3 separate regions of the Homo sapiens genome follow, and regions 1 and 3 are each linked to region 2. Evidence: chromatin loops called from intact Hi-C (ENCODE). Cell type or tissue: psoas muscle. All regions are shown on one strand. Region 1 has its middle 43 kb from the start of CDR2-DT. Region 2 overlaps POLR3E (RNA polymerase III subunit E). Region 3 has its middle 23 kb from the start of ZP2.

Region 1 (4,000 bases), 97 kb before region 2:
GGCCATGGCACAAAGACTCAGATGGGAAAGTGTGAGAAAGCAGAGATTTCAAAGGAGCTACGGTGGAGACCCACAGAAGAGGAATGCTGAGGCTTTTCTGTCTGAAATGCTGAATAGACTCTAGCACACGCAAAACAGCCCACCACAGCGAGCTGCAGGATTCTTCCGGGCTTTTAACAGTGGTCTTGTAAAAAAAATTAGCCGGGCATGGTTGTCCCAGCTACTCAGGAGGCAGAGAGGGGAGGATGGCTTGCGCCCAGGAGGTTGAGGCTGCAGTGAGCCATGATCGCACCACTGCACTCCAGCCTGGGTGACAGAATGAGACCCCTGACTCAAAAAAAAAAAAAAAAAAAAAAAAAAAAAAGACTGGAACATTCAAAACCTGTTGATGGGCTCAAGAAATTCTCAAGAAATTCTCTTGCCTCAGCCTCCTGAGTAGCTGGAACTACAGGTGTGCACCACCACATGTGGCTAATTTGTGTATTTTTTGTAGAGACAGGGTCTTACCATGTTGCCCAGTCTGGCCTTGAACTCCTGGACTCAAGGGATCCAATGACAGGCGAGAGCCACCATGCCCAGCCACATTTTTGCTAAATTCTTTACACTGGTGAATCTCAAAGAATTCTCTGATCATCACACCATATCCTGCTAAGTGTGCAATTAACCTGTGGACTTCAGTTGGACACTTTCAGATTAGCATTAGCTATGTGGGGCCACCAAATGCCAACTGTTAAATTATCACTCAAAGATAAATGACACTTGAGTGTGCTGTTTGAGTTTATACCTCTAAAAAATGCTTATAGTACCATGAGACTAGTGTGCCAACGTGTCTGGCTGCCAACGTGTCTATAGCTGAGCCAATAAGAATTAGTCTCTAGAGCCTCTGTTTCCAAGGAAGTCAATCTCTAGATTCCCACATTGGCTGCATGATGGAATAAGCCAGGGGCTACGAAAAATACTGATGCCTGTTGAAGCTTGGAGGAGCTGGGGTTGGGGTGTAGGGCAGTGATGATCACATATGAATAGAACTGGGAGTCTTTAGTGTTACTGGTGGCAATGTTGAAATGCATGAGGGTTGTTTATTGTATAATGAAGTATTTTTCACATGAAGTCATATGAAGTATTCCATTCCACTGTATTTGTTCTTATTTTAACGATACAACTAGGTAATAAAGGAAATGAAGTATTGTTTTATATTTTAAAAAAACACATATGCCTGGATCTCACGCCCCAGACATTCTGATTTAACTGGTCTAGGGTATGGTCTGGGCATCAGGACTTTTTCAGGCTCCAAGTGATTCTAATGTGCAACAAGGTTGAGAACTATTGCTTTAGGGCCTTCGTGTTCTTTGAGAATACAAAGAAAATTCAGAGAGATAGGTTAAAAACACACTTGCCATTCCTCCATTGCTCTGACATCTATCAGCAAATAAGCTATAACAGGAAATACAGGGCTTTGGGTCTTTTCTATTCCAGATTCTGTTCCTGTCCTCTTTTAGCCACCAGGGTTTTAATTTTATTTATTTATTTATTTATTTATTTATTTATTTATTTGAGACAGAGTCTCGCTCTATTGCCCAGGCTGGAGTGCAGTGGCGTGATCTTGGCTCACTGTGACTTCTGCCTCCCGGGTTCCAATGATTCTCTTGCCTCAGCCTGCTGAGTAGCTGGGATTATAGGCACGCACCACCTCGCCCGGCTAATTTTTGTATTTTTAGTAGAGACAGGGTTCCACCATGTTGGCCAGGGTGGTCTCAAACTCCTGACCTCAGGTGATCTGCCTGCCTCAGCCTCCCAAAGTTCTGGGATTACAGACATGAGTCACAGAGCCCAGCCTAATGACTGATTGATTGATTGTGACACAGGCTCTCACTCTGTTGCCCAGGCTGGAGTACAGTAGTGAGATCATAGCTCACAACAGCCTCGAATTCCTGGGCTCAAGTGATACTCCTACCTCAGCCTCCCAAGTAGCTGGGACTATGGGCATGTGCCACCACTCCCGGCTAATTTTTTTTTTTTTTTTTGAGACAGAGTCTGGCTCTGTCACCCAGGCTGGAGTGCAGTGGCGCAATCTTGGCTCACTGCAAGCTCTGCCTCCCGGGTTCACGCCATTCTCCTGACTCAGCCTCCCGAGTAGCTGGGACTACAGGCACCTGCCGCCATGCCTGGCTAATTTTTTTTGTATTTTTAGTAGAGATGGGGTTTCACTGTGTTAACCAGGATGGTCTCGATCTCCTGACCTTGTGATCTGCCTGCCTCGGCCTCCCAAAGTGCTGGGATTGCAGGCATGAGCCACTGCACCCGGCCAGTCCCAGGTAATTAAAAAAAATTTTTTTTGTAGGAATGGGGTCTTGCTATGTTACCCAGACTGGTCTCAAACTCCTGGCCTCAAGTGATCCTCCTGCTCTGGCCTTCCAAAGTGCTGGAAGATGAGAGCTACAGATGAGAGCCACCACACTTGACCATCACCAGGGTTTTCTACTACAATATTGCTTGAGGCTTTTACTGCTACTTGGATTTCAAGCAATGTCCCCAGTTCAGGTGGAAAACAGTCACCTCGAAAATGGAGAAGATGAGTCTGAGGAAGAATTACATTCTACAGAAGAAATGCGGTCCAGGACAGTCCACATTCACTTCCTTCATTCAGATACTCATTTCTTAGCCACAATTACCCAATTTTGAGCCATGCTTCTATAATGAGATACCACTGAGTTCTGCGGTTCTAACTCCTTAATCTCTCATGTCAGTCTCCTCTTGCCTTCTGTCTTCCACTGCTTTAGGGCTTGGATTACATGCGTGAGCCACCACACTGGCCCCATGCACAATATTAACCAGTGGAACCAGCATTCCTCATATAAAATCACTTTGTTAGCCTTCTAACTGTTCTTTGCAATCCAGCTAACATCCCTTCAAAACACACTTCAGGGTAATCTTTTATTTTATTTATTTATTTTATTTATTTATTTATTTTTTTTTTTTGAGACGGAGTCTTGCTCTGTCACCCAGGCTGGAGTGCAGTGGCACAATCTCAGCTCACTGCAAGCTCTGCCTCCCGGGTTCACGCCATTCTCCTGCCTCAGCCTCCCGAGCTGCTGGGACTACAGGCGCCCACCACCATGCCCGGCTAACTTTTTGTATTTTTAGTAGAAGCGGGGTTTCACCATGTTAGCCAGGATGGTCTCGATCTCCTGACCTCGTGATCCGCCCACCTCAGCCTCCCAGAGTGCTGGGATTACAGGCGTGAGCCACCGCGCCCGGCCTAATGTTTTATTTTTACTTATTTATTTTTTGAGACAGGGTCTGGCTCTGTCGTCCAGGCTGGAGTGCAGTGGCGCAATCTTGGCTCACTACAACCTCCACCTCCCGAGTTCAAGCAATTATTCTGCCTCAGCCTCCCAAGTGGCTGGGACTTCAGGTGCATGCCACCATGCCCGGCTAGTGTTTGCATTTTTTGTGGAGATGGGTTTTTACCATGTTGCCCAGGCTAGTCTCGAACTCCTGAGATCAAGAGATCTACCCACCTCGGCCTCCCAACGTGCTGAGATTACAGGCGTGAGCCATCACGCCCAGCCCAGGGTTATCTTTTAAAAGGCAAATCTGATATTATTACTTCTTGGTTTAATAATTATAATGCTCCTTTCCTTTTAGGATCAGGTCTACACTTCTCAAGCTCTACTACTAAACCATCAGCCATTCCTCCAATCATGTCCTACAACCTCATGCCTCTCTGTGCTTGCACAGACTCCCTGCTACTATGAATTTTCAAAATTCATTAGAGAGATCATTTATTTTCTCCTCAGTCTGAATTGTATGCTAAGCCAGTGGGCACTCCCTCAACAGCCCACACTTACATCTGTAATAGCACCTAGCATCCAACATTAAGATTCTCACTATAATTGACTGTGAGCTTATTCAGAGTGGGGGCTGCATCTTTTCCTCTTTTTCCTTTGGGTTTAGCACAGGACCTGGTACGTAGTAGGTGTTAATATTTGTTGAATGA
Region 2 (4,000 bases):
GAATGAAACGTGCTTCTTGACCCACCCCCCGACTGCGCTAGAGGAACTGGAAGGTTCTTTCCAGCCCGAGACTCCAGGCTTCTGAGAGGAAGGAGGAGAAAGGCAGAGGCCAGGGCCTCCTCACACACCCGCCTCCACCTGGAGCCTCTGCCGGGCCCCGGTCTTCAGAAGCCCTGCACCGCTGCCCCCCTCTTCCCACGCCCCCACCGTGAGTCCAGAGAACCCAAGGTACTTACAACGAAGTCTCGGCCCCTGCAGAGCACCTCAGCAGGCACGCCGCTGTGAGGGCTGGACGAGTCCTTGGGGTATAGGATGTCACTGCCAATGCAGGTGAGGATGGCAGGTCAGTCCCTGCCCTGAGCCCCCTCTACCGCTACCCCTCCCGGCCAAGCCCCAGTCCATGCTTCTTTCCACCGTGGGCTGGGTACAGGCCTGAGCCCCAAGACCTCCCCTTAGGAGCCACATCTGTGAACACAGACATGGGAAAGAAGCACCCCTCTACCCCACACATCCCCCCAGTTCTTCCTCTTATTACCCCTCAACCCGCCATGCACACCAGCCTCATCCTAAGACCCCTGCACATTCAGGGAGAGGTCACGGGCTCAGAGACAGACAAGGTGAGGAACAGCCCGGGACCTCAAGGAGCCCAGGACTCTGGAAGACAACTGGTCCCTGCACGTGACACCAAGAGAACCAGGGATGAAGCCATCTGCAAGCCCTTGGCCACCTGCTGAAAGGGGCAGGTGGGCATGAACCGAGGTCAGAGGCAGGGGAGGCATGTTAGCCCTCGGAGAGAACAGGCTCAGCACTCAAGGTTCAGGGAACTTCAGAGGAAAGGCCGGGGCCTTGGACAGCAGGGCACGAGAATCTCCAGAGTGTAGCCCTGACCCAGCTCCAGCCACAGGCCCTGCAACCCCGGCTCAGCCCCTGCTGCGGCACCTGTGCTCTGACTGTCCCTCCCTCTGCTGCCAAGCCCTCCTCCTCCCCCTGCTCAGGTCCACCTGGCAACCAACTGTCACTCATCCTGCAAGGCCACGCTCTGTGGGGACACGGACTCTGCCGATGTGGCTCATCGCTGCCACCACAGCGAAGGTACCTATTAAGTGTGTGCTGACCAAACAAACCTGGTCCATGCCATGATCTCTGCATTCAGGGAGCTCAAATGTAACAGCCGCCATCCCCAGGGGCAGTGTCTGAATGAGAGCCCGGTCCATGGCACAGAACGAGCAGTCTAGCCATAGTGACTGAATGGAGGCATGGATTTTGCATTGTCTCCTCACAGGCACACACAGGACCCTCACCCAGGGGCCCCTGACATGGCAGCATGGGCAGCAGCAGAGTAGGGCTTACAGAAGTGCCGGGGCAGGTGAAATGCCCACAGTCCCCAAGTCCCTACCTTCCAGTCCCCAGGACAGGGCGAAACTAAAAGGGGCAGCACCTCCAGGGGACACATGCAGTGCTGGGTGCAGAGCCCAGGGCTGAGCCATGAGGCTTAGGTTTTAACAGGGCTCTGCGGCTGCCTTGCTGCAAGACTTTTGGCAAGTCCCATGCCTCTCTGGGCCAGTGTCCTCAGGTGTGTGACGGGAGGACCCCTCTTGGCTTTCATTCACTTATGGTGTAAATATACACACGTGGTCCTATGTAATACGCGATGCGCCATTGCAAAAGCCTTCCATGATGAAAACGTGTAACAAAGGACAACAGCCGCAAGGTGCTGACAAACTGCGCTGGGCACCTGTGGAGCAGTGCAAGGGCGCCACCAGGTGGCAGTAACACGAATATACTCTACAACTATGAGGAGCTTTCAAGGCATTGTATTTTCTTAAAATGTTCAACATTTCACATTTTGTCACATTGCTCACCTTAAACTACATTACTTAAAAAGTGAGTTATTAATGCAATTAATGCTACATCATTCAGAATCAATATAATTCAAGTAAAACGTAGCCACATTATTTACCAAGGGTCTGCACTGGTAATATCCAGGCATTATTCCGGGTACTGGGAACATAAAGCAGGAGTCAAAACAGACATCCCTAATCCCTTGAAACTGATGGTCTCGTGGAGGCAGCACATGGTCTAGGGGAGGATTCGCCGAAGAGAAACCACTGAAAGGCATCAAGCCCCACGCTCAAGACCTGTGATCCCCAGCAGAGTATGTAAAAAATTCACACTTAAAGACACATCTAAACGAACCCGTAGAAAACCAAAAACAGAGAAACTCCTAAAAGCAGCCAGAGGAAAACAAAGGCAGGCTGCCTTCAAAGGAATAAGAACAAAACTGCCAACAGAAACAATGAAGTCGGAACACAACAAAATCATATCAACGCGTGGAAAGGAAAATAACCACCAATCTAGAATTCTAGAACAAAGGTGAAATAGACATTTCCAGACACACAAAAACCAAGGAAATGCATCACCAACAGACCCACATTAAAGGAAATACTATAGCATTCTTTAGGCAGAACGAAATGATCCCAGATAGAAACTTAGAGATGCAGAAAGAAATGATGACTAAATTATAAACATGCGAGTAAAGAATATTGATTGACTGGATACAGTAATGTCTTATGGGGCTGAAAACATACAGAGAATTAAAATACACCAGGCCGGGCACGGTAGCTCACGCCTGTAATCCCAGCACTTTGGGAGGCCGAGATGGGTGCATCACCTGAGGTCAGGAGTTCAAGACCAGCTGGCCAACACAGCAAAACCCTGCCTCTTCTAAAAATACAAAAATTAGCCGGGCGTGGTGGCAAGCGCCTATAATCCCAGTTACTTGGGAGGCTGAGGCAGGAGAATCGCTTAAACCCGGGAGACAGAGGTTGCAGTGAGCTGAGACTGTGCCACTGCACCCCAGCCTGGGCAAGAGAGAGAGACTATCTCAAAAAAAAAATAAAAATACACCAATCCTGTGCTCTCTTCGGCAGTACATATACTAAAATTGGAACACTAGAGAAGATTGGCAAATTAAAAAGGTAAAAAAATATATATATACCAATCTAGCAGTGTGTAAGTATGAGGATAGATATAAAATATTCTAAGATCTCTGAATAGATTGGAATGGGGTAAAAAGCAGCAATTAACATTAAAATGTGTTAAGTCATGAATGTAAGCTGAAAACTGTAGGGTAATCAATATATGAGCCCAAACAGTGTAACTTCCAAGTTAGCAGGAAAAAATAGAAACAGAAATGAATCCAGCAGATGGTAAGAATGATATAAAAATCCAATGTAGGCAGGACAAAGGGTACTACAGGGTGACTATAATTAAGAACAATTTATTGTATAATTTTAAATAGCTAGAAAAGTGAAGTTTGAATGTGCCCAACACAAAAATGAGAAATGTTTGAGGGGATAGATATGTTAATTGCCCTGATTTGATCATTACATTGTATACATGTATTTAGATTTCACACTGCCCCCATAAATATGTACATTATGTGTCAATTTAAAAAATGTTTAAATGCGGCCAGGCACAGTGGCTCACACCTGTAATCCCAGCACTTTGGGAAGCCGAGGCGGGCAGATCACGAGGTCAGGAGATGGAGACCATCTTGGCTAACACAGTGAAACCCCATCTCTACTAAAAATACAAAAAATTAGCTGGGCGTGGTGGCGGGTGCCTTGTAGTCCCAGCTACTCGGGAGGCTGAGGCAGGAGAATGGCGTGAACCCGGCAGGCAGAGCTTGCAGTGAGCCGAGATCGCACCACTGCACTCCAGCCTGTGGGACAGAGCGAGACTCTGTCTCAAAAAAAAAAACAAAAAAACAAAAAACAGTTTAAATGCAATGTAGGCAGGACAAATAGAAAGCACTGTAGATTTAAACCCAAAGCACTAGTAACTGCATTAAATTTAAAAGGACCAAATGCTCCCATTAAGAGAATACAGCGTAGGCCGGGCCCGGTGGCTCACGCCTATAATCCTAACACATTGGGAGGTCGAGGTGGGTGGATCACTTGAGGTCAGGATTCGAGACCAGCCTGGCCAACATGGTGAA
Region 3 (4,000 bases), 1.1 Mb after region 2:
CACACCCTGGGGGACAATCCTGCTTGGCATGAGATAGCCAAGATAACGTCCCATTTCCCTTCTGTTTAGAGGTGAGCATGTAATACAGTTCTGTTCAATGAGATTTAAGGGGAAGTTGAGAGGGGGCTTCTTTTTCCTTATTTAAAAAAAGGTATGTGCAGCTAACCCCTTTTCTACCTGCTTTTGGATATGATTATGTGATGTGATTCCCGGAGCTATGGCAGCCATGTTGTAACTATGAGGAAATAACCCTAAAGACACCCTGAGAACGATGGAGCGAAAAAATGGAAAGCCTAAATCCTTGATAACTTCATTGTGTTCCCCAAATCAACCCTAGAACCACTTGCCTCTGCATTTCATGTTTAGTGAGAGTTTAGGAGCTCTTATTTTTTAAGGGAGGCATTTTTCATCTAAACTGATTCAAGCTAAGAAACTTCATTCTTAGGAGAAAGTCTATGGCTATAATTTGCATTCATAAAAACATACCAAGTTATATGTAAGCTTTTCTTTGGATGACTTGCCAAATTTGTACTAACCAAAAATAAGAGGGACTTCACTAACAAATCTATTTTACTTTGGCTCCCTCAGGCCCAAAAGAATTGGAGTCTGCTTGTGTTCATCTTTGAATTTCTATTGGTACTTCTGCAAGGGAAGTAACTTGACCAAAAATAGAGTATAAAGAAGCTTGATTCAAAGCAGATAGTATAGTCTCTTACTCCTCACCCACACTTAGGGATCCTCTTCCCTGAATCCTGTTTCAGGGTCAGAGGGGCAGGGAAGATGCTATGAAGTGAGCACCAGCTGTAGGAGTCATGGGTTCTAGCCCCAGCACTGCAGTCTTTCTGTTTGGCCTCTAGTAAGCAGTCTAAACTCCCTGGGCCTCAGGTCCACCATCTATGGGAGAGGGTGGGAGAAGTTATCTATTACCTTGCTACTCAAGGTGTGGCCGGTGGAAGGCTTCATCTGGTGGCTGATAAGCAATGCAGGAACTCAGGTCCTGATGCAGACCTACAGACTCAGAATCTGCCTTATTTATTTATTTATTGACAGAGTCTCACTCTCGTCACCCAGGCTGGAGTGCAATGGCGCAATCTTGGCTCACTGCAACCTCCGCCTCCCCGGTTCAAGCAAGTCTCCTGCCTCAGCCTCCTGAGTAGCTGGGATTACAAGTGTGAGCCACCGCACCCGGCCAGAATCTGGCCTTTTTTTTTTTTTTTTTTTTCTTTTGAGACGGAGTCTTGCTCTGTCACCTGTCGCCCAGGCTGGAGTGCAGTGGCGCGATCTCAGCTCACTACAAGCTCCGCCTCCCGGGTTCACGCCATTCTCCTGCCTCAGCCTCCCGTGTAGCTGGTACTACAGGCGCCCGCCACCACACCCGGCTAATTTTTTTTTTTTGTATTGTTAGTAGAGACGGGGTTTCACTGTGTTAGCCAGGATGGTCTGGATCTCCTGACCTCGTGATCCGCCCGCGAATTTGGCTTTTAACAGGCTCCTATGCATAGGCTCATTCAAGTTCAAGGATCGCGCGTTGAATGCTTCTTCCAGCCCTCGGTGCTATTGAAGTCTCGGCTGAGCCAGCTTCGGATGGCCTGGATGTGCGCTCCCTCTACTGGCTCAGAGATGAAACGCTTTCATTAGGAAACAGTTGCGTTTCCTTCTGATGGTTTTTCTAAGGTTTCCAGCTGGGGATTGAAACTCCAGCACGGGAGCTCCTAACAGGGGCATAGAGACTCCTAGAGCATGTGGCTGGGGCTTGAGTCTCCTCCTGAGTTTTGGAAACATGAACAAACAATGTGTGCTGCTGGAGGCCCATACACGGAGCATGTCCTCTCCAGCCTGGAGGTCCATACACGGAGCATGCCCTCTGCAGTGTATGGACCCCCTGGATGGCTGACTCCCAACTGCCATGGGACACTGTAGTCCATCTTCCGAACGTTTCGTCGTTGTCACTTCTGCTTTAACAAAAAAGGCAGCAGAAGGGGGAGGAAAGGATCTGCACGTGGGCTAGGAGGCCGATAACCGGGTTCTGTGGCTTAGTCATTTGCTGACTCTGAGAACTTCCACAGGTGACTCATCCATTAACCCTGCTTTCCTCTTCCATCAGCTGAAGAGTAGGGGATGGGAATGAGAGCAGAATAACGTCTCTGGACTGTTATGAAAGGTAAGGATGGTAACTGATACGAAAACTCTTTGACAACCTGAACCATTTCACAACTGTGAACTTGTGTGTTTCCATGATGCCACGATTGCCACTGGTCACTCTGGGGCAGACCTGGTCAATTTTGACCCCCTCTCCACCAGCTGTGCTCTTGCTTGGCCTAATTCTCTTAATTCTTATTATTTGTTGAGGTTAGGGTTTGTCAAGACTGGCACTGTTGACATTTGGGCCCAGATAATTCTTGGTTGTGGAGGCCTGTCCTGGGCTTGGTAAAATGTTGAGCAGCATCCTTGGCCCCTACTCATTACATGCCAGCAGCACCCAACACAGGCACGCATATCGTGATAACAAAAAATGCCTCTAGCACTTTGGGACGCCAAGGCAGGAGAATCACTTGAGCCCAGGAGTTTGATACCAGCCCTGGCAACACAGTGAGACCCCATCTCTACTGAAAAAAAAAAAAAAAAAAAAAAAAAGCTAGGCATGGCGCCACACATCTGTAGTTCCTGCTATGCAGGAGGCTGAGACAGGAGCATCATTTGAGCTTGGGAGGTCAAGAGAGCTGTGGTTGACACTGCACTCCAGTTTGGGCGACCAAGCAAGACCCTGTCTCAAACAAAAAAAATGCCTCCAGGCATTGCCAAATGTCCCCTGGGGGTGCTGGTTGAGGGTTGGGGCGGGGGGCGGGGGCGGGGAACAATCACTCCCAACTGAGAACTGCTGATCTAGATTTATTTATTTAGTTAGTTAGTTTTATTTTTGAGACGGGGTCTCACTTTGTCATCCAGGCCGGAGTGCAATGGCATGATCTTGACTCACTGCAACCTTTGCCTCCTGGGTTCAAGCGAACCCTCTTGCCTCAACCTCCCGAGTAGCTGGGATTACGGGTGCCCGCCAGCATGTCCAGCTAACAATATTTGTATTTTTAGTGGAGACAGGGTTTCACTATGTTGGCCAGGCTGGTCTTGAACTCCTGACCTCAGGTGATCCACCCGCCTCAGTCTCCCAAAGTGCTGGGATTACAGGCATGAGCCACTGCACCCAGCCTAGGATGTCTTTTGCAGTTAGACAAACTGCAGTTAGAATCCCACTTCTAATTCTATGGGCCCTTAGGCAATTTAACTTGTCAATCTTTCGGTTTCCTTATCTCTAAAATGGGAGGTAGTGAGGACGCACTGGAAACATGTATTGCTGTGTATTGGGCTTAAAATAGCCCCCCGCAGCCAGGCGCAGTGGCTCACGCCTGTAATCCTAGCACTTTAGGAGGCTGAGGCGGGAGGATCACTTGAGCTCAGGAGCTCAAAACCAACCTGGGCAACATGGTGAAACCCTGTCTCTACAAAAAATACAAAAATTAGCTGAGTATGATGGTGGGCACCAGTGGTCCCAGCTACTCGGGAGGCTAAGGTGGGAGGATTATCTGAGCCTGGGAGGTCGAGGCTGCAGTGAGCTATGATCATGTCACTGCACTCCAGCTTGGGTGACAGAATGAGACCCTGTCTCAAAAAAAAAAAAAATAGCATCCAGCACATGGCGAATGCTCAAAAATAAACAAACAAGAAACCTGGACATACTGATAAATTAACATTATAACTGTAAAAAAGTCATCGTTTTTATGCTCTGGGGATTAATTACCTTTCCAATCGGCCACACATTGAGCTGTGTGTCTAAAAGGCTAAGGATATCTTTGTAAGGACCTTAGCCCGAAGTCCTTAACGGTCCTCCACAGCTTGGTTAACAACAGGTCTTTTACATCTTCCTGTTTCACTCAGTTTTAAATGACTCATGTAGCCATGCATTTTGACAACTTTTCTTTGTTTTTTTTTTTGGAGACAAGGTCTC

What was found. A loop is a pair of places that touch in the nucleus more often than their neighbours do. Peaks named below come from ENCODE experiments on the same cell type or tissue, not always from the same donor. Only the 100,000 strongest peaks of a DNase experiment are listed, where the experiment ranks them.
Region 1: a loop joins it to region 2, with 3 times the contacts of the local background. A loop is called at or near these places in 11 of 110 quality-filtered maps.
Region 3: a loop joins it to region 2, with 7 times the contacts of the local background. A loop is called at or near these places in 9 of 110 quality-filtered maps.

The regions. Positions count from the first base shown.
Region 1 is chr16:22,415,879-22,419,878 of GRCh38, reverse strand. It overlaps the pseudogene RRN3P3. Among named protein-coding and RNA genes, the nearest start is that of CDR2-DT, 43 kb to the right of the region's middle. In psoas muscle, no CTCF peak of the experiment used is centred here; no DNase peak of the experiment used is centred here.
Region 2 is chr16:22,319,168-22,323,167 of GRCh38, reverse strand. POLR3E (RNA polymerase III subunit E) reads right to left here. Exons shown (of 21, transcript NM_018119.4): 14 at 237-318. Among named protein-coding and RNA genes, the nearest start is that of POLR3E, 24 kb to the right of the region's middle. RefSeq lists enhancers at 359-908, 909-1,456. In psoas muscle, a CTCF peak has its summit at 1,768 (motif pointing right); a DNase peak (open chromatin) is centred at 1,727; H3K27ac peaks cover 284 bases.
Region 3 is chr16:21,186,459-21,190,458 of GRCh38, reverse strand. No RefSeq gene overlaps it. Among named protein-coding and RNA genes, the nearest start is that of ZP2, 23 kb to the left of the region's middle. RefSeq lists enhancers at 1,279-1,348, 1,399-1,488. In psoas muscle, a CTCF peak has its summit at 1,599 (motif pointing left); a DNase peak (open chromatin) is centred at 1,548; H3K4me3 peaks cover 377 bases.